Regions from separate parts of the Mus musculus genome. Here all the other regions are linked to region 1. A link is a loop called in an ENCODE intact Hi-C map of the cell type or tissue named here. Cell type or tissue: left cerebral cortex. All regions are shown on one strand. Region 1 holds the start of Chst2 (carbohydrate sulfotransferase 2). Region 2 has its middle 11 kb from the start of Gm32018. Region 3 overlaps Slc9a9 (solute carrier family 9 (sodium/hydrogen exchanger), member 9). Region 4 overlaps Slc9a9 (solute carrier family 9 (sodium/hydrogen exchanger), member 9). Region 5 overlaps Slc9a9 (solute carrier family 9 (sodium/hydrogen exchanger), member 9). Region 6 overlaps Slc9a9 (solute carrier family 9 (sodium/hydrogen exchanger), member 9).

Region 1 (4,000 bases):
TATTCTAGTCATCAGAACTTGTTTAAAAAAAAAAAAATTGTATGCTTTCAAAGTCTTTCAAATTCTCCTTTTTTTTTTTTCCCCCCTGAACCAACATCAGAACAAAACCAGCAGTCTCTGCTTCGAGGTACCCTGTCTCAACTCAATACAGCAGTAATCAAAACCGAATGCCTTCAACTCTCCAGGGCTTGTTCTTCCTTTCTGGACTCAAAGCTGAACAGGAGAGTAGTGTGTGCTCTTTCTTCTCTACCCTGTTTGGTTTTGCCTGTAGATTTGCTCCATTCCTGGGTACCTGGCAGGCAACGCTTTACATGTGAGAAAACAACTCTCGGTTAGTAAGAAGGCAGAGGCTTGTCCCAGCTTAGCAAGTAGATGGCTGGAAATGGAGGGACAGGGTCCACCTGAAGCTACAGAGACAAGTAACACTGGTAAAGCCGGAGTAATGGAATCAAATATAAAAAGACTATTATTTATTATCTTCTTTATTAATACTCACATATAACCTTTGCTGACACAAAAGTCTACTTTGAAGACCTGCCTCCTTGATTTACCAGCCCAGTGGGGGCTTTCTGCTCTGGGGGTCACTTCCCCCTTCTCCACCCACCCCATCCCACATCCAAATTACTCTTACACATTCACAGATACCACGAAAATTTTGTAAACAAGATTTGGGTTACTGGAACTTGATTTATCAACATTCCACTTCAATATGGAAGGGAGGAGGGAAAGAGGGAGGAAGGAGAGAGGGAGAAGAGACAGGGACACAGGGCAATCTGTCAGAACTTTCAAGTCTTGCCTTTTCTGAGGGGTGTGTGTGTGTGTGTGTGTGTGTGTGTGTGTGTGTGTGTGTGTGTGTGTGTGTTTGCACGTGTGAGTTGAGGGCTGTTCCTTGAAATGCACTGACTCAAAACGTTGACAGCAAGTGCCTGTGTGGTTATTTATATTATATATCTATAATAGAATATGTGGGCTTCCTCAGCTTGGGTCTGGGCTGTGTTTGTTTAAACACAACACCATCCTTTTTGTGGGTGTCTCCGGAGAGTGTCAGATCTCTTGGGAACCCTTCTCAAAGCCGGGGCTTCCTGAGCAAGGTCTTGCTGAGGTCTTTGACCTCCTCAGGACTGTTAACCCGCTCATAGCCCAGCACGGCCATGGGCTGGTAGCAAAACTCCTCCACCTGTTTGATCTGCTGGAAGGTGAGCGCGGTCCGCCAGGCATTGGCGGCCTGAGTGGCATTGCGAGCTGACACCACGAAAGGCTTGGAGGAGGAGCCCGAACCACTGGTCATGTTCAGGGCAAACTGCTCCATTTCGGGACTCACCAGCAGCCCCACAAAGTCATATACCCTCCGTAGGGTCTTAACGGGGTCTCCCACCAGATCCTCGTACCTCACCACCAAGTAGTGTCCCTGCAGCCAGTCAGGAGGCTGCAGGGCTGTTTGCAGCGTCTTGGCCATACTGTTGCAGATGACCTCCATTGCACCCAGAGCGTGGTAGTCTGCTGGGCCACCCATACCCTCCTTCTTGGCACCAAGCTTGTGGCCAGCAGCCTCCAGGAAGGGCATGCGGTGGGCTCTTGGATCCCGGCTTCGCACCACCTGTAGGCTTTCCCGGATGAGGCCGTGACGCGAGCGGATGCGGGAGCTGGCAACAGCACGAGGATCACGTACTAGGTGGATGACCTTGAGGTCCAAGGCTGGATCTTTAAGCAGCGGCGCCAACACAGCCACATCGAAGACCCGCACGCCCTTGATAACCAGCGTGCGGTACTTGCGACACTCCTCCTCGAAGCGTGCCAGGCGTTGAGGTGGGCACTTTTTGCACACGCGGTCGTCCACCAGTCCGACGACCTCCTTGCGGTAGGCAGGACAGAGTGGCGAGGAGCATACCACCTTGTTAGTGGCTGCCCCAAAGATGCCCAGAGTGGTGAGGTTGCGCCCCCCACTGCCTGCGGGGCTATACAGCTGGAAAACCGAAAGATCGCAGCGGTAGAGAGCGCTCAGCATGTCCCGCGCTGCCCCCTGCAGGGAAACGGCGTCCCCGGGGTACAGTTTTTGCCACACGTGCCACACAGGCTCATAGAGGAAGAACACCTCAGGGTTCTGGTTGAAGAGCTCACCGAAGAAGGACGAGCCCGAGCGCCACGTGGTGAACACATACACCAACTGCCGCTTGTCCCCTCCACCCCTGGTGCCTCGAGTAGCATTGCCCAGAGAGGCCGCAGCTCCTGCACTCCCAGCCGCGGCTGCGGGAACTGCCCCCACGCCCGCGGCAGGAGGGCGGTACGGGGTGCGGGGGTCCATGCGAGAGTGAGCGCGGGGTGGCGCTGCAGGAGGCGACCCCGGCCGTCCCCAGCCGGCCCCGGCCGCCCCTACCGCGGCACCCAGAGGCCCGTCGGGGTTGCACTGCTGCAGCGGCTCTTTATGCCACTTGTAGTCCAAGAGGTTGAGCATCGTGAGCACCAGTAGCAGTGCATAGCCCGCGCACAGCACCAGCGCCTTCCTGCGAAATACCTTCATCCCGAGCGGGGACGCAGGCCAGCGGCGTCCTGCGCGCCGGGGCCACGGCGGGAGCAGGGCCCGCTGCACGGCGGCAGGCGCGGCCGGCAGCGGCCGGGGAAGCGCACCGGGGGGCAGAGCTCGCGGCGAGCTGCGGCTCATCACAGGCACAGCCGGGGCCGGCGGCGCGGCGGAGGCGGCCCTGCAGCCCAGGAGGGGGACGCTGCAGGCCGGCTGCGGGCGCCGGGACTGGGGCCGCCGATCCGAGGCGGGCGCGGCGGCAGAGGCTGCTGGTCCCCGGCGCCCAGGGCTGGCTCTCCCATGGCAGCGGCTCCGAGAAGGACCTGCGAGGGGAAGCGGAGTGAATGGGTGAGCCCAGTCTCCGGTCCAGATGCCTCCTCCGCCTGAGTAACGCCCACCCTCTAGTCTGCGGGCTCCTCCACTCACCTGGAGCGGAGGGTGCGCCTCGGAGCGTCCCCAGATCCCCGACCGGCGGACTGTCCGGCTAGCACTCTCCTCGGTTTCTCTCCGGTTCTCTTCTGCTAGGGGTCCCCAAGCCTTCGAGGGAGCCGCGAGACTCCGCTGCCCTAGCCCTAGGCAGAGTTTTCCAGCAGCGGGCGCCCTGCACCCCGGGAGGGGAAACTTTCACCGGGCCCGGAGCCCAGCTCTGCGCTCCACCGAGCGCGGCGCGTCCCGGCTCCAGCGACGTCTCCTTAGGTCTCTCGGGACCGCTGCTTCCCTCCAGGCTCTGGGGCACGAAGCAGGCAGGAGGCGACAGTGGGGGGTGGCTTACATACGCCCCAGCTCCAGGCTGTTCTGCTCTCCATCGCTCTCTCTTGGCCTCCACGTAGCGAACCTTCCCATCCCTCCGGCGGCCGCGGATAGGGTGCAGCGCGGCCCCGCAGCGGCGGCTGCTTCTTCCATCACCCGGAGGATGTCCTGGCGGGCGGCTCAGGCGAGCCCCGGCGCTCCGTGGCCGCGGACTGGCCCAGGACTCTGTACACCTAGCTGAAGGCAAAAGAGCGGGACCCCCCACCCCCGCGTCACCAGCGGCTTCTGCCCTACGAGGTCCCGAGGCAGAGGAAGCCCCCGCCGCGGCCGCACTAAAGCGGCGCCCGGGAGGATGCTGCTACCCGACTCCCCCTACGCCGGGCGCCTGCAACGCGCTCGGGCCGGCCTCTGCGCGGCTCCTGCCAGCCCGCTCGGGGTTGGTGCGCGCCGCCGTCTGTCGCCCCGGCTCCTCCCCTTCGCCGTGCTCCCCTCCTCCTCTGCCTGTCCCACACCCGCCCTCCTCGCAGCTCCAGACTCCCGCCGCCACCTCCTTAGGGGCTGGAGATGCGACCCGGTTCAAGGAGGCGCTGCTAGGGCCTCCAGCCGTTAGTAGCAGAACAGAGCTCTAGGTGCGCCCGGGGCGCGGCGCCGGCGCCTGATTCCCAGCTCGCCCGCACAGCCGGAGACTTGGGTTCTCTGTAGCTGCACGACTCGGCTCCCAGGATTCGCTCT
Region 2 (4,000 bases), 84 kb before region 1:
CAGTTGCATTATGAGTGACAGGCCATGACCACCCAAAGCCCTGTGTGACTTATCTCCAAAGCTGCGTCTATAGCCTTTGTCTGGATGTGAGATCCCTTCGAATCACTGAACTATTCTTTGGAACTCTAGACAGTGGTTTTTATACAAATGGAGTTGCCCATCCCAAGTGCTACAAGACAGACAAGTCTCCTTGTGTCCTTATAAAGAAAACCTGCTTAGTCATAAGAGGTGAACAACCACTGTAGCCAGAGTTGACATTTGATGATGGTTCTAATGGAGGAAATAGCCCATAATTTAATTCTGCTGACCTTTGTCTCTATGCTCTGGGACATTGGTGAATAGTTAGGAAGCCTTGGCCGGTAGCAATAAGGCAAGAATTAGACATCATCCGTGCTCAGTGTCCTCAAGGAAACAGCTTCTCCATCTTTTGCCTTAGTGTGAGGTGTATCACCTGTGGTTTCTCTGATGGGTCTGGGGTGGGCACCCAGGCGTAAGCATCGTGTGCAAAGAGTAACATCCCAGAGTAGCACTGAGTTCCACTCTGTCCTGCCAGTCATATTGACAATAAACTTCCTCCAAGCCAGACCCAGTCAACTTCCCCACGCATCCTGTCCTGCCTATAGAACTGAAGCCTAGATAAAGTGAATCAGGTGACTAGCGTGCCTTAGAGACAACATTTACCCTAGGGAGTTAAGAAAGAGTCCAGCCTATTCTCTAAGGTGTAAACACTCAGATCACAGAGACTCAGGGTTCTCTTACTGTTCTTATTTGTAGTGCTTAGAAATTGTTCTTAAACTCACTAGCATAAAACAACAACAAAGATTTAACAATGTTCACAGTTTCTAAAGAGCCTGAGAGGGGTGACTGGTATCTGTCTTATGACATCTAAAGCTTTAGATGGAAAGATGAAAATTGTTGGGAGACCAAATTAGTTATCTGAAGACCTCTTGGCACACTCCTGGTGCTTGGGCAGAAAACGCTCGAGAGCTGAGCTGATGGGTGACTCCATGGGGTGTGGGCCTCCTACACAATGCACTGAGCTTCAAGAAATCAGATTCCTCACCTGACTCAAACATGAGTATCACTGTGAACCATGAAGCAGTTAGAGTAATGTGGGGACTCAGCCTGGGAAGTCACTTAGCATACCTTCCCACCATTCTCTCTCTTCCTTGCATCCATCCTCAGATTCCCAAGATTCAAAGGCAAAGTACAGCAACTACTCCCCAATAGAAGAAAAAGAAATCAAAAAACTTGCGATCAGCTCTTAAAACCACTTTTCTGCTGTTAGCAGGAAAGCAGAATCAGGCAAACAGCGGCGTGTGTGCCTTGGGATCAGAAATAAGCTACAGTTTCAGAAAACAATCACAGAGTAATCATACTTCTAGAAAATGTCTTGCAAACTTGTCCAATAGCCAAATCCCTGTTCAGCAGCGAGGCTCTAACCCGGACCACCCACCCATTGATCTCATCTATAATTTAGCAATCAGGAAGGTTAGTGCTTTCCAAACTATGTGAAGAGAAGTCTCTGCTCTCCAGGAGCTGTAAGGTTTAATGAGAAAAAAGATAAACTTCTCCACGGCTCCTTTTCTATTGGTTGGAAGTTCTACCTGCATGTTTCCCCACTACTTCTGTCTCTTAAAATGGTAGGGACCCTTGTAACCTGTTTGCTCCAGCTTACCCATCTGTAAAATGGACATAGCCAGCCCTGGAAGAGAAGGTTCTTAGGATTCTGTTTCTGTATTCACAACAGACTTTATAAGCCTCCGAGACTGTGCTCTTTAAATGCAAAATGTTATGACTATCATTTCATTATTGAAAAACCTAAACATTGGGAGGATGCTTCTGTTACCCCGTTGCTAGGTTACTGACAGACCTCCCTGCCTGCTCTGAGATGTTGAGACTTGCTGTAGCTTCACACCAGGGCAGCCTTTCCTGGGCTGAGATGAAGGTGAGGGAGAAAGTTGGCCTACAGTCAAATTGCTTTGGCCGTTACCAGGGGAGGGGGTATTTAGCCTCCTGGTACCGTAGCTATGTTTGCTTGCTCTTGGGATCCAACAACTCAGTGCCATCTATCAGTACCACCCAACTGGATGACTTAACCCTGACAAAGTTTAGATGCATCTCTGAAGATGCTAAACCTATAAGCACTTTATTGTCCACAGAGAGAGAAAGGAGCTAAATATGGCAAGCAAGCAGTAACACCTGGAACTCCTTCCATGTGCTCAAGGCAGGCCAAGGCATCCTTCCTACGTGTTTGCCACATTTCTAAGAAAGTGGGGGAAAAAAAAAAAAGAAAGTGGGGGAAAAGCTCATGCTGCTAAGATTGTACCGTGAAAACTATTTCTTCCAAGGACACATCATTTCCTGTTGGCATTCGTACCATAGATGTCACTGCCACAGGCTAAAGGACAGTAAGCATCCCAGATATGACATTTAGACACCGTGAAAAGTGATCAGAGAGAGAGAGAGAGAGCTTTAGTCCTGCCTTGATTCCAATGAGGACAGTTTGCTGAACATAGTCTTCTGGCAACGAAAACTGTCGACAACTTCATCCTGGTAAGCTTTTGTCTCTTTAACAATGATTTAAGGCAGGCAGTGTTATCCCAGCTCCCAAAAAAACCAATGGGTATTTTTCTCCCTGGCCATGTAAGTGTGAAGAATAATTTTAGCAAATTCCAAAATGATCTCATCAATGGGGAGTGATATTCAGTATTCAACAGAAATGCTCTCTACCCATCTGTTTCCTTCTACAGCACCAAGAGAGGAGTAACAAGGAAACCAACAGGGTTGTTACAGAGGAGGGGGGAGGTGAGGGGGAGGACAGAAAAAGGGATAGGACAGGTGAACACCAAGCAGCCCCGAGAGTTCTTCCTGCACTAGGCAGGGGAATGGAGACCAGCATTCCTTCAAAAGTCACCTAGTCCACTCAGGTGTCACCAAAGACTTCCTGAGATTCTTCCCTGAGCCAGGCCTGTCTTGGGGTCTGGAAGCAGCAGGGAGCTTGGGGATACACAACACAGATCTGCCAGAGAAGCCAACCATGAGCCCAAAAAAACAGATAGACCACAAGACCACCGTGGGAGCCACCAAAGAAACCCAGGCCACTGTGCACATAAGGACATGTCATTGAGACAGGCAGGTCACCGAAGACCAGCCTGAGGAAGGTGACATCGCTCTACAAGACACCCGGAGCCTGTGGATGGTGGGCAGCAACAAGCCAAATAGGAAAGGCTGTCCATGTGTACATAGGGCAGAGTTATGTTATTCCAGCCTTTCTTTGCAAAATGAAAGGCTTTCTGCGGCTGGGAGTAAACCAAATATTTCTCTTGCTGTTGAAAGGAGTCTCATCTCACAAGACAAACTCGAGCAGGATCGCATCAATTAGCTGTAAGTGAGCTGGAATTAACCAGCTCTGTGGGAAAGGCCTCCCAGTAACTCTCCATCCTGAACTGCTTTCTGGGATGTGGCTCAGCGGCATCCTCTGACACTGCCATCCTACACAGAGAAGGGCAGAAAAATCCACAACAGCCAGATCCACTCACTCTATCCAAGTCACATCTGCTACCCTGCAATAAACATTCTATATGCAAATCGCCTCGAGTGACTCTCCAGAAATGGACTAGTTTCTTATGATGCATCATCTTAACAGCAAAAGAAATTGAAAACATTTTTATGGCTTATGTCCATAATCCATTCCTTCCCTGTGTGCTGTGGTTTTTACCAATATATTAAACTCTTCTTTTCAGTACTCACTAAGGCATCAGTTGTGTGTGTGTGTGTGTGTGTGTGTGTGTGTGTGTGTGTGTGTGTGTCCACACACTCAACAGTGATGGAGAAGGCTTTCATATTCATCCAAATGAGAGCTATTAATGGCTACCACCACAGTGAGATCACACTTCCATTATTAAATTGAATGGTTCCAACGAGACACATTGTGCAGATTGGAGGGCTTGTAATACAGAAATTAAGTCCTATTCTGGAAATAAAGTCTTAGGCGGAC
Region 3 (4,000 bases), 320 kb before region 1:
TATCTGTTATTTCACATTCCCTCCATCTATAAACCCCCCAGACATCTACCTGAATACTAGGACAAGCCATGCAGTGAGGAGACAGATAGTCTTGCTAGGCATATGCTGTGAGGAGAAATACATCCATTGAGCATTCTCAGAAAGCAAACTAGAAAGCAGTTCTCAGAACTCACTGTAGAGCTCTTGACATTAAGCACTGTATGTTATCAGCTCACTGGAGTCCACAAAGCCTCTATGCGGCTGTGATTAACCCTGTTTTACAGACCAGAGAAATAAGACACAAATAACCTGGCAAAATTTACTGTTGGAGCAGATAACTTTTTTTCCATCAAATCTTTGAAGGACAACAAATACAATCAATACACAACCTTTTTCCTTTCTAGTCACTGAAACTCATTCAACTGATTATCATCACTTTCTAGGATGTCAAGGTGGTACGAATCTACTGAATGAGGACTGTGTTTGGTCAATTACTACACAACCACCCAAGTCACTCGGGTTCTCCCAGTTCACTAATAATGCCATTTAGATCTACAGTGACAGTTATGACCCTCATGCTGGTCATGATTCCTTGGTCACTTTGTATCTGGAATTGTTCCTTCATCTTTCATTACCTTTCAGAGCCTTGATATATTTTTTTAAACTACAGGCCAGGAATTTGCAGGAGTCTGCAATGGGATGTGTTCAGTATTTCCTCATGATTAGATGCAAGTTTTGTATCATCATTAGCAGGGACATTCTCAAGGTCACTCTGAGTTGGCATGTGTGCCATCAGGAGATATCCCATTACTGGTGTCTTTGCCTTGGTCACTTAGTAAGGTAGTGTCACACAGAATTCTCCACCATAATGTCAGCCATTTACCCCATATAATTAGTGTTTGGGGGAAAGGTCCTTTGAAGGTATTTGTTTATTTATGTCACCATAAACCCTGTGGGTTTATCCGATGGGTTGGCGAATACTACAGTTGTTATTTTGATGTTCAAAGTGTCTTTGGTCTGGCCACCAGAAGCCTATTCCTCCTGCCTCTCTGTCACTAGAGTTCTCATCTTAGAGCATGTTTTTTTAAAAAATTAATTTGAACAGTAAGCCTTTTAAGGTTCATCTTGTACTTTCCTTGCTGTGACCCTGTAATTCACTGCTTTTCCAAGGACACTTATTTTATTTGCACGAAGAATTGCCCTTAGCAAGCCAAGACCTGTGTTTGAGTGTGGTTATTGCTGCTTCAGACACCCTGCTAGGTAGAAATAGGATGTGCTTGCATGGGTACACATTCATGCATGTGCATAAGGAAAATAATTTTCATGAAGATGCATGTTTATACCTGTTGTACCAGGGTGGTCTTTCTTTCTAGTCTTTCCGTTTCCATATTCGTAATGCCATTTAGATAGTGAGAAACCGAGAGCCTGCATTCTTAATGTACTCTGTAGGATCAGCATGGTTTTTTTTAATCTCTAAACTGGTTATAGCTATAAAACATTTCAGGAGGCCATGAAGTGTAGCAGGCAGAACACAGGGCCAGGGCCAACTACTGGATTTTCACTTGGTATGTAACCTTGAACAACTGACTCAACATCTCTGAGCCTTGTTCCTTGGACTTAAAAATGCTTTCCCCACCTACCCCTGCAAGCTACCAGAGTGGCTGTGATGTTTAAATGAATACCGAACAGTTGCTCTGTACAGCATCTGGCAGGTAGAACCAGTCAAATATGACCCCCCCCCAAATATGCATCCCCATGCTTCTTACCACAATGTGAAGTCAGAATTATAAGACCTATCACCCCACTGAGGGGGAACAATAGAAAGCCCAACAAAAGTTAAAGTGATCACATGATTCCTAAGTGCTGGAGACAGCAACAGGGCATCAAAGGTTGCAATTCTATGGACTCCTCACCCTTTCTGGGCATTTCCGGGGTAAAGTAGAAGCAGGAGGGGAGAAGATGCTCCAACAATAATGGACCCATTATTGAGGGCACTCTGTCACTGAATTTCCATCTTCATGCTCAGCTATGTAACAATACCTAAGTTTACCTTTGATTGACTGGATGCCTGTTAACACCAAGAACATCCCAAAACTCATTGCTAATCCTCCCTACACCCCTTCAAGAAAAGTAGTACTTTGTCCATGTCATAAATCAGTAGCCCGAATCTTTCAAAGTAAATAAATAACTTCCTCAAGGCTATGCAGCCAGTCTCTGGCTGGGTGCAACCCTAGTGCCAGCTTCCTTTCTGTCCAGTCCATGCCACATCCTGAGAAGCACACAGGATGTACCCGGTCAGTCTATTAGAGGAATTCTGGACAGGTCCGTTTGAACAAAGAAACCAATTAAACTTGCTGAAAACAAGCTCGGGACATGCTTTGTCCTGTTCCCAGCTTTCTCTGCGCCCCGTTTCAGGAAATTGGAGAGCACAATGACTGGAGTCCTTGGTGTCTTGTTGCCATAGCATTCCTCCAGCCCAGCTGGATGAGCTGGCATCTGTTTAGGAACTAAAAAGACTCCCAGAGCAACTGGAGTGAATCCAGCACCATAGACCCAACCCTTTTCTGTTCGTAGTTTGTTTCTTCTGGAGCCTTGCGCACATGGGGTGTGTCTGCGCCCTTGTCTGTTGGATGTATACATTGTCTATTGAATGATTTGCTTCCCCAACTAAATATCAAATTCTTGGGAGGCAAGGGAACTCTTTGTCATCCTTGTCTTTTATATAACAGCCCAATACATCCCTAAAAATGTACTTGTTACCTGGATGGACAGATGCATAGGACTGATAATTCATCCTTAGTGGTGCGTGAAAGGGGTTGAAAAGGGAGAGAGAGGCCAGTTAAGAGCTAAATGGGACATACTATACATTTCCATAGCAAATAGTTTAGATAGACAGAAGTTTTTAGAAACATTAGAGAAGCTTATGGGTACCAGGCATGGAGTTCAGAGAAACACCGCCTGGGGTGAGTTCTCTCTCTGGTCCTTAACTTCTGTGGAACCCTCAGCAAGCCACTAAAGCTAAGTGTTCGATGAGGTAGTTATAAAAAAATTGATGCAGTCATAAATGTGAATTGCCTACAATATTATCTGGCACACAGTAGGTACTTTGCAAGTACAGCATTACCTTCCGCTCTTACTGACAAATAGGAAGATCCCAATGAGGTGATGAAAAGAAAATATAGTGCCCAAAGCCACACAAATGAAGAAAATGTCGTCTCTGTCCAAAGCATCCCACAAATTAAATTACCATAAACTGGCAATTTACACATGTAGTCCTAAGGGATCGGCCACAGAAATGAAAATGAAGCTGCCACAAGGTGAGAACTCAAATACATTTCCCTTCATCGTTAACACAGTGTGTAATGAGAAAATCAGCACAGTCACTGGGTGTGAAAGCAGACACTGGCTCTCCTCGTGCAGATCCCTTAAATAAGGGCTATCAGAAGAAGTCATTCTGGGCCTTCCCCCTGCCAAACTTAGGCAGCCGGGGGTGGAAAGAAGTTCCCACTATCAAGCCTGTTTGCACTTTACATTCATTGTCTCAAGACTTAAATTGTCGGCAGATTACACTGCAGGCTTTCTACATTTGTCTAGCAGGTTCATTTTCCCTCTTAGACATCTAAATCCTTCCTTGTCTATCCTTCACAAACCTTCCTGGGTGTCTTTCCTAACTTCCCCATCAGCTCAGAACAAGCCCTCAGATACAAGCCCTCGCTAGGCCTGACACCCAGTTTTAGTTGCCCCTGCCCCTTCCTCCCAGTATATTCAAGAATGAATTTACTTTAGAAATAAGTGTTCTGGTCTGCACATCTGTCCCTCTGCTCCAAGAGCTGCCTTGGGTCTCCTGCTGATAAGATTGAGAATAAGAAGAAAATAAAATTGAGCAACTCTATTTAGCATATATTTATATGGCATAAACTGGCAATTTACACATGTAGTCCTAAGGGATCGGCCACATCATATATATATGAAATATGTCTTTATTTCCTTGATTCTCTTATGAGATTGGTAATGGTATTGT
Region 4 (4,000 bases), 580 kb before region 1:
CTTAACCATTCAGCCATGTATCTAACCGATAAAATAACATTTTAATGTATTTACATCAGGAAGATAAAACCAGAAACTGGATGGCCAAGTCAAGAAATATCACATATGAAAAATATAGAGAGAGATAGCATAAGAAAAGGGTTTTTTTAATCCAATAATTAGGCAGATTAAACATGATTTTTTCTGTGTTGATTAAAAAGATTCAGCCCATCATATTAAGTCCATTTGAACCCATCCAGTTTCAGGCAGGATTGATGAGAAATCCGGAAGCGTGTATCCAGGCAGCAATCCGAAATTACACGGAAGAAGAGGACACGAGGTAGAGCAACCACATAGAAATATAAAAGGGAAAGAAAAGCCATTTGTAATGAGTACTTTTAATTGTCAACTTGACACAACCTACAATCCACCCCAGAAGAGAGGCAATAAATAACTGTTCTTACTGTGTGTGTGTGTCGGGGGAGGGGGGGAGTTACACGTGCGCACGCGTGACATAACCAGCTGCCTCCAGTTCTTGCACTGTGACTTTCCCGCATGATGGACTACATACCTGGAATCGTGAGCTAAAACTTATCCCCTCTCCCCTAAGGTGCATTCTTGTCTGGATATTTTTATCACCTCAAGAAAAATGAAGCTAGGACACTGCTGAACTTTCTTTGTGTAACATTTGGTGTTAGAAGAAAAAAAGCATGCAGTATGGTAGTTGCTAAATATATGTTTACAAATTCAGGAAAGCAGGAAGAATTTGATTAAAGGGTAATTATGCTGGGTGCCCTCAATAAACTCTTTTAGAATTAGCTATAATAGAGAAATAAAAAGTAATGGATTGAATAATGTAACTAATCAACATGATATATGAGATATTTAATAGGTCTTTACCTCCTAATGAAAAACTGCTTTTTGTTAATCAACAAAAAATCTCAAAACTTGGCTGTGTATTTTGCCACAAAGGAACATCAACAGATTCTAACAAGAAAAAAAGAATTTGCTAGCAACATTCTCTCATCAAGTTGCCTAAAACACAAAAGAGACAATAGAATTCTTATACATCAGAAGAAATCAAGAGGAAAGTATTTAATGTCTAGGATACAAAGCAAAGGGGAACATTGGAGCCACACCCAATAGACACTCAGATGAAATTTTGTGGCATTAAATATATTTGTTATTGAAGAATAAACCCAAACTATAAAGAAATATAGAACTTAACATAGGAGACTAGATAAAGAAAAATTAAACTAAGTAATTTTCAGAAAGGGGGGAATTAATAAAGACAGATGAATAATAAATAATGAAATAAGAAAATAAAAAAGTCAATAAAAAACAAACAGTGATGATGTCTGAGATGAACTCAGTGAGCAACTGGGAGGAGAGATGTAATATGTGTGGGCTTTACCGGAGACACAGAAGAGAAGGGTCACAAGCATCACCTCGTGCCCAAGAGTCAGATAATCAGACAGCACAGTGTTCCAAATAATATACCAGGCAACGTGAAAAAAAGCTTTACCCATGATCATAATTACAATAAATGTCTCTGGTAACAAATAAAAATCTGGAAGAAAAGGCTTGGAAGATGATGAAATACCTACCATTGAAAAGATGGTTTCATAGCTGAACTACATCTCACTTTCAAAACAAAGAACTCTAACAAGACTTAACGATTGTGAGCCATGTGGAAGCGTGAAAGCCTCTTGTTTATTTAAAGATGGCATGAGGCTGAAATCAAACGGCTGAAAAAGAACCACAGCAGAAAGTTGCAGCCCACCCTACTCAGACTTGAAAATACTAGAGCTCAAAATAAAACATTTGCAAATAGAAGCTAGAACTGTGAGTAGTAAAAATTCAGAGGCAACTACTGCATAATGTTAAGTGGACTGGATATGCAGCTCAGAGGTAAAACAGTTGCTCATCATGAGCGAGGCCCTGGGCTTCGTCTCCAGTGCCAGAAAAGCAGACCACCACCACCAACAAAACCCATTAACTATGATTAATACTCTCTGGATACAAGAGTGGCAGTCCTCATAAAATCTACCAACTTCAGTGGTAAACAAGACACAATATTGCACGTATTAATGAGATAAAGGCATTTGAAACCTTACAGCAACAGCAAAGATGAATTAGAGGTTTAAAACATGAATTAAAATAATTTTAATGTAATTCAAAGCATTTACCACAATCTAATACTAGAAACAATCATCTTAACTGCTTGAAACTGGGTAATTCCAAACTGTAGTTGCAGCCAACTTTCTTGAAAGCAATGGGAATAAAAGAAATATAAGAAACACGAAATATAAGGAAGTCTAATGCTTTGGATTATCAACAGCTCTTACTCCTGGGTCCATGGCTAGAGGAGAAAGTGACCGAGCGAGCCAAGTGGGAGGAAGCTGGTGGAGTGTCTCACTGTAGGGGAAACTTCTATCCATGATACTGTTAGATCCAAGTAACGCTGCAGTGAAAATCAAGGCTTAAACATCAACATTTCCCTTTCTACCTTCCCTTTGACCTTTCCTTGGACTCCCCATTGGACAGACAATTGGAACCTAGAGCCAGGAGACTTACAGTTGTCATCATGTGGTCAGTGTTCTCTGGCGGAGAGCAAGGTGATAGATAAAGAAGGATGAAGATCTGGAGGTACGGATGTAAAATACTGTCACAGTGTTCCAAGGATTGAAAGGGGGGAGAGGTATAGGGCAAACATCACATATACTAGAAATCAAGAAAAAAACCTACCATTTTTTGGTTAACATTTTACTATCTAAAACAACTATTACATTAAATGTAACAATTTGTAAGGTGCCTGGATATAAGATAAATATGCAAAACCTGTTAGCATCAATTTTTTTTAGCTGGGCCTGATGATAGAAGCCTGTCATCCCACGTACTCTGGAGGATGAAGAAGATGGATCACAAATTCAAGGCCAGCCTGGCCTACAAAGTGATCTCAAGGCCATCTTGTGCAACTTGGTGAGACATCATCTCCAAATGAAAAATGCACAGTATTGAGGATATAACGCTTGCCTAGTGTGCATGACGCTCTCTGGGTTCAAGCCCAAGAACTGCCTCCCACAATAGCCACATAGTATCTACAAGATGAATACGATATCTACAAAATCTACAGATACTTGGAGTCAGTATTAATATTTACAGTATTGTCACTGTAAACACATGATGGGGTAAATCCTAGAATACAAAGTTGAAATTAGGGACTCTCTTTCACTTGCTACTAGGTGTTTTTAAGACTGCTTTTAAATAGAAGATCATTAGCAAGCTGTGTCACTGCTGATGCTTTGGATGTCCAAACATGTTCCAAACATGCCAATGTCAGTCTTTGCATAACAGTCTTTTTGAAACCTTGTATGCCTGAATATATTTTACTTATCCCATCATATTATAAGAGCAATTTGATTAGATACACAATTGTGCATTCAAAGTTACTTTTTGTCCCCTATTGCTTTAAGTTGAAATATTTGAACTTTAAGTGTGTATCTCTCTGCATTCTGGGTTTAATTTGCATCTGTGACTCCCATTTTCCAGATGCCATGCCCCTATTTCTTGCCTCCTGTATCTCAATATTTTTATATGTATTCTTGTGTCTTAAATCTTCCTTCTGTCTGGTAGAGCTCCACTGCTGACTTTCCCATTTACCTGCTTTGCTTCTTCAGCTATAACCACGGATCCCCCTTCCTATGTCATCCTAGTCTCGGATATGTTCTTTCTTTTAACTCCTAATTTTGTTTGAGATTGATTGTTTGATGTGATGTGATGTGGTATGGTGGTGTGTGTGTATGTGTGTGCTTGCCTGTGTACCTGTGTGTACATACCACAGTACACATGTTGAGGTTAGAGGACAACTTGCAGGAGCTGGCTTATTCTTTCTTTGTGAGTCTCATGGCTTTTGCTGAACTCTGGTGACAGACTCTGGTGATAGGTGCCTTTACCAACTGCTCCATCTTGCCAACAGTGCAATATTTGTCCCTTACCTTTCCTTTCACGTATTTTTAGC
Region 5 (4,000 bases), 430 kb before region 1:
AAAACATCAAGGCTGAGTGCATATGCCCAAGTGTGTGTTTATGGAGAATATGGCCAAATTTCAAGCTGCCATTTCCTTGATGGCCTTGAAGGACCTAGAGAATGTAATTAACAGGAAGCCTCTGTCTCATTCCTTCAGGGAAGAGACTGAATTGCTTCTAGACACGTGACTCTAAAGTCCAAAAACAATCCTATCAGAGAAAATATGATCTGGAGCCCTGGATATAATGCCTGAAAGGGAATTTGGTTTTAGGAAGGTCATTTGAACACCTGTGCTGTTTGACACCAAGGTTGGGGCTGGAGGGGATTGGAATCCCAACTTGTCTCAAGGGAGAAGAAAAGACAAGATAGTGGGTCTGCTCAGGACAGAGCACCAGGTAACGAGCTTTCACTGTGGCTGTGGGGTTTGTTGTTGTTGTTGTTGTTGTTGTTGTTGTTGTTGTTGTTGTTGTTGTCCCAAGATGTTAAGAACTATGAAGTGAGACTTTTCTTCCCCATTCATATTGTGCCTTGCCCAAGTCAAAGTGAACATTCAAAATCAAAGTAGCAGGAAACAGGTGCCTGGTGGAAACTAAAGAAAAAGAAGTTTTGATCCTGTTGTCACTGTGAGACCCTGTGGTCGCAGAACTTTACACTTCCACAGAGACTGATCAAAACAGGGTCACAGAGACATCTGTCTGGATAGGGTTACTTTGGATTTCCATAAAGATGACATTTTGCTCAGCTCTTGACTTGTCTTTCTTGCCCTGCCTATGATTCTGAGGGGCTTGGACACTTGAGAGCAGATCTTCAGACCACTAGGAACAGGCAGGCAGGGAGGGCTTCATGGCCAGCACTTTGAATGGGAAGTGGCAGAAGGTCCATCTTCTGAGATCTGACTCTGCCAGTTTCTAGATAGCTAAAAGGAAGTTCTATATATAGGGTCTTTTCTAGGGTGGGAAGAGAAACTATGTCTTAACTTTCTATGTCCTAATGCAGGTCTTCTCAAATGGTGGTCTGTAGGCTGATTTCAGAGTGATCCATTTTTATGACACTGTCTGTACTCGTTTCTGGCATAAATTAATAATTTATGGCACCATCTTAGGGAAACACCATCATTCTTTCCTTCTGTGTTGATTTATTGCTGGGCTTTTTGTCTTGCTCTTAGAGCACAAGGTTGAGGTCTATATGAGAATTTTGATTCATCTAAGTATTCAAAGAATGGAAAGTTTGAACATATCCAGAGAAAAGTAATCTGATTTTAAGGGAACATTTCTTTCCCTTAAAATTGCTACTAGGTGTGTCCTGGAATGACTGTGCTGTTTGTAGAATTCATATATGACATGCTTTAAGGAGTTTCTCTACACTAAAGGCAGGAAACACCACTTAAAGTCTCTAGAACGTTCATAGCCTATAAAATGTGTTTGGACCTGCTTGCTGATTTGCCTGAGTTCTAGAACACCCAAACCAGGAATTTGAATTTTATTCATAATTGAAGTTCAAATATTTATAAGTTAATATCTAAAGAAAGAGCCTTGAGAGGCAAATCCAACATAGCCTAAGGGCCAGCATCCTTTTGTGGGATGAACTTGACCACCCACTCTCTTACCTGCTGGCATACCTGTACAGTGACAATATTGACTGATGCTTCAGGAGGGGGGGTAGGATGGGAGTAGAGGCAGAATAGTTTCATCAGAAATGTAAGTTTACTGGGGACTAATCCTCTTCAGGATCCTAGAATAAGAAGAAAATAAAAGTAGAAAGAATTGGAGCAAGTGTCCAAAGAAGAGAAAGGGATTACTTCTGAAAAAAATAATACACACACACACACACACACACACACACTACTGTTTTTTTCTTTTTTTTGAGAAAAAGAAAATTATTAGAAAGAACCATACATGGCAAAGTCAAAGAGGCAGGAAAATATGGCTTAAGATGCCATTAACAGAAATAACAGGTGCCCCAAGGAATAAGACAGTTCTGGGATTACAAGTGACAAACCATGCTGAGTGTGGGTGGAAGCTTGGGGTGACATCTGGACAAGCTGGGACTCGCTGCAGTTCTGTGGGTGGGAGGGCACCATCAGCTCACAGAGGCGGGCAATGCCTTTAGGATGACAAGGGATATCTCACCTCTCTTGGAAACAGCTAAGGCAGTACACATGGGAAAATGTTGTTCACAAATCCTGGGTACCTGGATCTCATGACCTGGACTTATGATTTATTTAGTCTAGACTATGGCACAAATGCAGCATAAGGTCTACTTAAGTAATTCTAATGAATGACAGAGTGGAGAAACTAGAAGATGCTGGACTCTACATAGAAGGGTTGACTGGGGTCCTTCCGGCTGGCAAGTGGAAAGGGTTTTGAGCCAGTCAAGCAAAGTAAAAATCTCTGTGTGTTGGTAAGGAGTAGCTACATACTGGTGGGCTTTGGGCAGCAGTCCTCAATCCAGGTTACACCATGGAAACACCCAGAGAATTTTTTTTGAAAACCCATATGATTGATGCCACTTTAAAGATTCTGATTTATTGGGTCTGAAGTACAGCCTCGGAGGCAGAATTTTTAATACCTGCTGATGGGGGGACATGAGAGTCATTAAGAAACTTCTCCTTTGGGGTTTCTATAAAAACTTAAGAAAAAAAGAAAACTGCTGGGAATTTTATATTCTGTGGGAGTAGGTGGAGACTAAGCGACACCAAGATTTGTATAAATGCATATATTTTTGTAGGTAGGATGATTCCAAGAGATCACCAAAATAAGCATTCTACAGTTCTCAGCTCTGGAAAGGCAATGCTACTGCCAAAGCCCAAATCCACAGAATCCTTTTTGAGGTGACTTGTCCACCTACTCAAACCTCACTTAGAGGCTTCACTGACAAGTCACAGACCCACTGTAGCAATCATAGCACGTGCAACTGCCCTACTGTAAAAAATTAAATTTATTTTTACACACTCTAACTTTGTAAAATATCCATTGGTTTTTATTTGTAAAATATTTGTCATTTACTGTCTATGGAAGTTTCATTAAAATTAACCTCTGTAACTCTTGTGACTTCAACCACTCAGCTTCATGCTACTAGCTCTTGTTCACAGACCAGGAATCTGGAATTTGAGAGCAGGGAGCATTAGCATGAGACTATATAGTAAGTAGAAACACAGGAGAGGTTGGAAATGATTCTATTCCCACTGCTGATGGATCTTTCCTCTGTCTTCAGTTTGGGAATCAAGAGTTTCTCCCAGCCTCACCTACACAAATGCATTTGGAAAGGTGCTCACAGTTGATTCTACAGAGACCCCTTCTTATCCATATACTGTGCTCACTATTCTAAACCTGGAAGATGGTAAAATCTGTCCCCTTCACCTAGAATTATTTGGTACCCCCAACAAACGCCATTTCTTGGACTCAGTACTCTTGAAGCTTCAGTGACTGAAATCTAATCTGCAATTTTGCCAGCTGAGTGTGGAATGTTTCTTAAGTGATAATGAGTGCAATTAGCATTCTATCCATATGTGATTTAGGACAATGCTTTCCATGACTTTTTCTTAAAAGCGAAGGCACTGAGTTTTTCAGAACTACACAAAAATAGAATCTTTTATATATAATGAGGTAAATGTTCAAAGAAGACCCAAGTGTGTGTTTAAAGTTATAATTCATGAGAAAGTGTTCTATAACTTTGTGTTGCATATTTGAGAATCTTTAACGCTCTCAAGAGCCCTCATTCTCAAGATATTTTGTTGCATTCAATGAATCCCCCTCCACAAAGAGCACCTTTGTCTGACAAGTTATAAGTACTTGGAAGCCCTGTTGTCACCAAAGGAATGTATTCAAGGACTTGAAAAAAGATAACGAAAACTCTGTTCCCAAAAATCATATTTAACATATAATGCCAAGAAAAGTCACTCCGTGAACTCTGATGTTAAGGAAAAACAAAATTTTAAAGAGTGCAAATTCGTTAATAATGTCCAGTTGGGCATGACAATGTATTTCCCCTGTGTCATTGGCTGAGAACAGTAAGCTGTA
Region 6 (4,000 bases), 570 kb before region 1:
GTGGTACTATGCGTGGAGAGGTGGCACTGTGCGTGGAGGGATGGTACCGTGCGTGGTGGGGTGGCACTGTGCGTGGAAGAGTGGTACCGTGTGTGGAGGGGTGGTACCGTGCGTGGTGGGGTAGTACTGTGCGTGGAGGGGTGGTACTATGAGTAGAGGTGTGGTACCATGCATGGAGGGGTGGTACTATGCATGGAGAGGTGGCACTGTGCGTAGAGGGGTGGTACTATGAGTAGAGGTGTGGTACCATGCATGGAGGGGTGGTACTATGCGTGGAGAGGTGGCACTGTGCGTAGAGGGGTGGTACCGTGCGTGGTGGGGTAGTAGTGTGCGTGGAGGGGTGGTACTATGAGTGGAGGTGTGGTACCATGCGTGGAGGGGTGGTACTATGCGTGGAGAGGTGGCACTGTGCGTAGAGGGATGGTACCGTGCGTGGTGGGGTAGTACTGTGCGTGGTGGGGTGGTACTGTGTGTGGAGGGGTGGTATCGTGCATGGTGGGGTTGTATCTGAGCTGAGTCAGTCCCCAGCTTGCATGGTGGAGGACTAACCACAGCTTAGTGCCTTAAATTCTTGGAACTTATATTGTGCATCCTTGAATATGCCTGTCAAAACAAGACAAAATCAAACAAAAAGTATTTTCTATTTCTCCCCAGAGCTGTTGACAGATCAAATAAGATGCTTTGTAAAAGATTACTTATAAATTGCTAAGTTTTCTATAATAATATCTATAATAAAACTTAACAACAATCAACTCTTCTTGGGCGTTTAACTGGCTCTTCAGATACCCCTCCTATAGCACTTTAATTATTTGTGACTGCACATAAAATTGCCAGAAGTTTGTTCTCAATAAAGTAGCCACCATAAAGAATCTGCTTTCTCTCCTTCGCCTCTTGCCACTGTCCACTTCCGCAGTGTAGATGTTCAAAGGAAGGAAAGAAAGAATTAGAGCCATTCCCCGTGGAAGCTCTGCGTTTACATACCTGTTTTACACTCCAAGATTCTGAACTCATAGCAATTGCTGGGTGTGTGGGTACTGCCCTGCTGTTCCATCTATTAATTGCTTGTGGCCATAGCGGTATCTATGCTGGTCTCTGGTGCTATCTAGATCATGGATGCTTTAATAGACTAATCAGCTGTGGCCACTTACGCCTTTTATCCCCCACCTGCTAATGTTTTCCCACCCATCCTACACTGCCCATATATTATAAAGCCCCATTCAGATCCCCGTGTTTGGGTTGGCCTCTCGCTATTGTTTAAATCAGCTTCACTACTCTTCTCATTAAAGATGCTTTTCCTTTGTAATTTGACTGCCAGTCCACACCCTGAGTCATTGTCTGCAGTTCAGCCCATGGGGTGTGCGTCTACCATCCTCACCAGAGCCGGTGATGAGGCACAAAATATAGCTTCTCATCTTGAGCTCTTCAATGTGGGATTTCTCTCTGAAACAAATTCTCTGACTTGGAAACATGATTATTAATATTATTAATCGTGATTAATAACATTCATATAACATTAAAATACGATTATCGTTTCCATATCACACTCAGATGGAAGCACTAGAGAAATGTGCACATGTGAATATTCATCTTTTCGGTTACTAACACTTTGAGGAAGAGTTGTCCAAAATGAGAGGCATTTCCATACACTGCATTTGCAAGTCAAATTTTTCTCTTAACATTTAAGTAGTAGAAAAACAAGATTTAGAAGAGCCACTTTCATCCTTTAAAGTTTACCACGGTGTAACTGTTTCAAAGGCACATGAACTGTTTTACCTTTGATCGCAATGATAATCTGAAGACCCTTTCTATTTGGGGTTACTATGGTTACGCTGCACGGGTGATGTGGGAGCTGCACTGCTGTTTTGATAAAAATAGGTATTAACTACCAGCCACGGTGCTTCTCATTTCATAGGACCTCTTGCAGAAAACGCAGCCGCATATTTAAAGGGGGACATGCGGGGTGCGCGGAAGCGTCTCCAAGGCAGCATGATGGAACATCTGCATAAATAATGGTGATTGGTCATGTGTATAAAAATATTTTTAATTAAATTCCTTCTAATTAAACAGGGCATCTTGCTGAATCCCTTTCTGTTATTTGCACCAAGCTTAGTCGTGAGGAAGATGGCTGATTAGCAGACCCAAGAACCTATAATTAAAAGCAGAACTGTTATTTTTGGAGAAAAGCTTCTTCAATAGGGGTGACTTAATTGGGCTGTCTCTCATAATTTTTCATTTGTCACTGAACTCCTCACTTAAGTCTTCATTTTTTTTTAACATGGGAAAAATGATTACTAACTTGGCGTAATTCACAGTTTTTATTTTTGATTTGTGTTTTCCTTTGGTCTCTTTGATCATGCTCTCTGGTCACTGTTGTGTGTCACTATTTGATGGTGGTCTTCAGTTATTTGTTTTGTCAGGGAGGCTGTCATCCTTTTGTATATCATATTATATATTGATTTTTTTTTTTTGTCATCTCTGGCCCTCCATACCTCTGTATTTCCAAGTGTCAAGTAGCCAGACACTCAACTGCTCATCTTTGGTTTAGTATCCTACCTTGTGAATTCAAAAGAAAACTAAACAACATTCTATTCACCAAAATAAATAAATACATCATAAACAAACAAACCAGATGCAATTGACAATGGCGTTTCCTCAGTATCACAATTAACATTGGAGAACAAAGACAACATTCAATTAACATCTGCTATCTGCTAAGTAGCACAAGAATAGACTCAGGCAGGTGTGATTCCCATAGTCTTAAGAGTTAAAACCAAAGGCATTAAGTTCATGGAGTTGAATTATCTGTGAGGTTGCAGAGGAGAAACATGGTGACTCTACTTCCAGAGTATTATATTTGGAAGAGAACACTGTTTTGAGTCTGAGGTAGAGGGCAGGAGGGAGAAAATATTCACCTGCTTTCCTTGAACTCCAAGGGAAAGATATTGCATCTCAAAGGAAGTCTGAGCATATTAGCCTACAGCATTTCCCCCTGAAGCCATCAGGCTTCGAAATAGTGCTGGCAGGCCAACCAATTTCTTTATGTGATCTGCTGCAAGCCTGCACAGTGTTATTTAACAGCACTCGAATGCATTCTCTCGCTCTATCCAATTCCATGTTAAGCATACTGTGATAGCATCAGTTTAAAAGCCTCTATATAAACCTTAGTCTATAAAACACCCTCATATAAACCCAGATTCTATTCTCGAGCAAATTTACTCAGAAATAAAAATACCAGCTTGGATTTATATTGTGTACCTCTTTCAAAGAACTCAAATAGCTTCCACACGCAGTGTTTCCGTTCATTTCACATCATTGTCTCAGGGAGAGAAGAGCCACGTTTTAGTAAAATAATTGAGGTGCAAAGGAATTTGATGATAACCTGAGATTTTACAGCCAGCCAATGAGAACTAGACTAGTGTGCTGGGCTTTGCATTGCTTAGGTTTCTGGACTGTGCTCTTGCAGGACACTAACATCTATGCGTGCAAAATGTCTTAATTAACTTCAGCCAACTTTTAGCTAGCTGCAAATCAATAATGCTTTTACTCTACCCATCCAAACAGCACCCCTTCAGGAGTCAGCATGCAGAAGAAGCACCCCAAAACTGATAAACACAAACATAGGGGTTCCATCTGAATTCTCCTACACACAGAGTCTGTCATCTACTGATAACAGTCTGTAACTGTGTGCACAAATATCTGACTTGACACACTTGCTACAACTGATTCGATCACCACCATGATCAGGCGATTTTATTCATTCTAAGAAACAGAGGTTCTAAATACTTCATTGTTTATGTCTATAAAGCTCACAAACAGCAGTGTTGAAGACGGTGCTTCCAAAATTCTTGGACCCACAACCACTGCTATTTCTCAAGACAAAACAGCACCCTGTCAGTCAAGTTTGTTTGTTTGTTTGTTTGTTTGTTTTAAAGATACTCAGTAGTCAAGAGTCCAGTTCTCATTTTCCTATTGATTGCATTCAATGGACATTTAATGAGTG

The links. Peaks named below come from ENCODE experiments on the same cell type or tissue, not always from the same donor. Only the 100,000 strongest peaks of a DNase experiment are listed, where the experiment ranks them.
Region 2: a loop joins it to region 1, with 4 times the contacts of the local background. A loop is called at or near these places in 3 of 42 quality-filtered maps.
Region 3: it touches region 1 in a loop (2.7-fold over the local background); 3 of 42 quality-filtered maps call a loop at or near these places.
Region 4: it touches region 1 in a loop (2.2-fold over the local background); 4 of 42 quality-filtered maps call a loop at or near these places.
Region 5: it touches region 1 in a loop (8-fold over the local background); 4 of 42 quality-filtered maps call a loop at or near these places.
Region 6: a loop joins it to region 1, with 2.4 times the contacts of the local background. A loop is called at or near these places in 4 of 42 quality-filtered maps.

Annotation. Positions count from the first base shown.
Region 1 is chr9:95,403,633-95,407,632 of GRCm38, forward strand. It overlaps Chst2 (carbohydrate sulfotransferase 2), which reads right to left and starts at 3,638. Exons shown (of 2, transcript NM_018763.2): 1 at 2,945-3,638; 2 at 1-2,841. The coding sequence starts at 2,659. The coding sequence ends at 1,067. In left cerebral cortex, CTCF peaks have their summits at 1,979 (motif pointing left) and 2,184; DNase peaks (open chromatin) are centred at 1,120, 1,998, 2,442, 3,199 and 1 more place; H3K4me3 peaks cover 3,797 bases; H3K27ac peaks cover 2,859 bases.
Region 2 is chr9:95,319,582-95,323,581 of GRCm38, forward strand. No RefSeq gene overlaps it. Among named protein-coding and RNA genes, the nearest start is that of Gm32018, 11 kb to the left of the region's middle. In left cerebral cortex, no CTCF peak of the experiment used is centred here; DNase peaks (open chromatin) are centred at 1,972, 2,632 and 3,515; H3K27ac peaks cover 778 bases.
Region 3 is chr9:95,086,880-95,090,879 of GRCm38, forward strand. The region is part of intron 12 of Slc9a9 (solute carrier family 9 (sodium/hydrogen exchanger), member 9); the gene reads left to right. Among named protein-coding and RNA genes, the nearest start is that of Gm32018, 220 kb to the right of the region's middle. In left cerebral cortex, no CTCF peak of the experiment used is centred here; a DNase peak (open chromatin) is centred at 2,374.
Region 4 is chr9:94,828,463-94,832,462 of GRCm38, forward strand. All of the region lies in intron 5 of Slc9a9 (solute carrier family 9 (sodium/hydrogen exchanger), member 9), which reads left to right. Among named protein-coding and RNA genes, the nearest start is that of Mir7656, 79 kb to the left of the region's middle. In left cerebral cortex, no CTCF peak of the experiment used is centred here; a DNase peak (open chromatin) is centred at 1,750.
Region 5 is chr9:94,970,126-94,974,125 of GRCm38, forward strand. All of the region lies in intron 9 of Slc9a9 (solute carrier family 9 (sodium/hydrogen exchanger), member 9), which reads left to right. Among named protein-coding and RNA genes, the nearest start is that of Mir7656, 220 kb to the left of the region's middle. In left cerebral cortex, no CTCF peak of the experiment used is centred here; DNase peaks (open chromatin) are centred at 850, 2,069, 2,780 and 3,391; H3K27ac peaks cover 830 bases.
Region 6 is chr9:94,837,503-94,841,502 of GRCm38, forward strand. The region is part of intron 5 of Slc9a9 (solute carrier family 9 (sodium/hydrogen exchanger), member 9); the gene reads left to right. Among named protein-coding and RNA genes, the nearest start is that of Mir7656, 88 kb to the left of the region's middle. In left cerebral cortex, no CTCF peak of the experiment used is centred here; DNase peaks (open chromatin) are centred at 1,382, 1,656 and 1,834; H3K4me3 peaks cover 477 bases.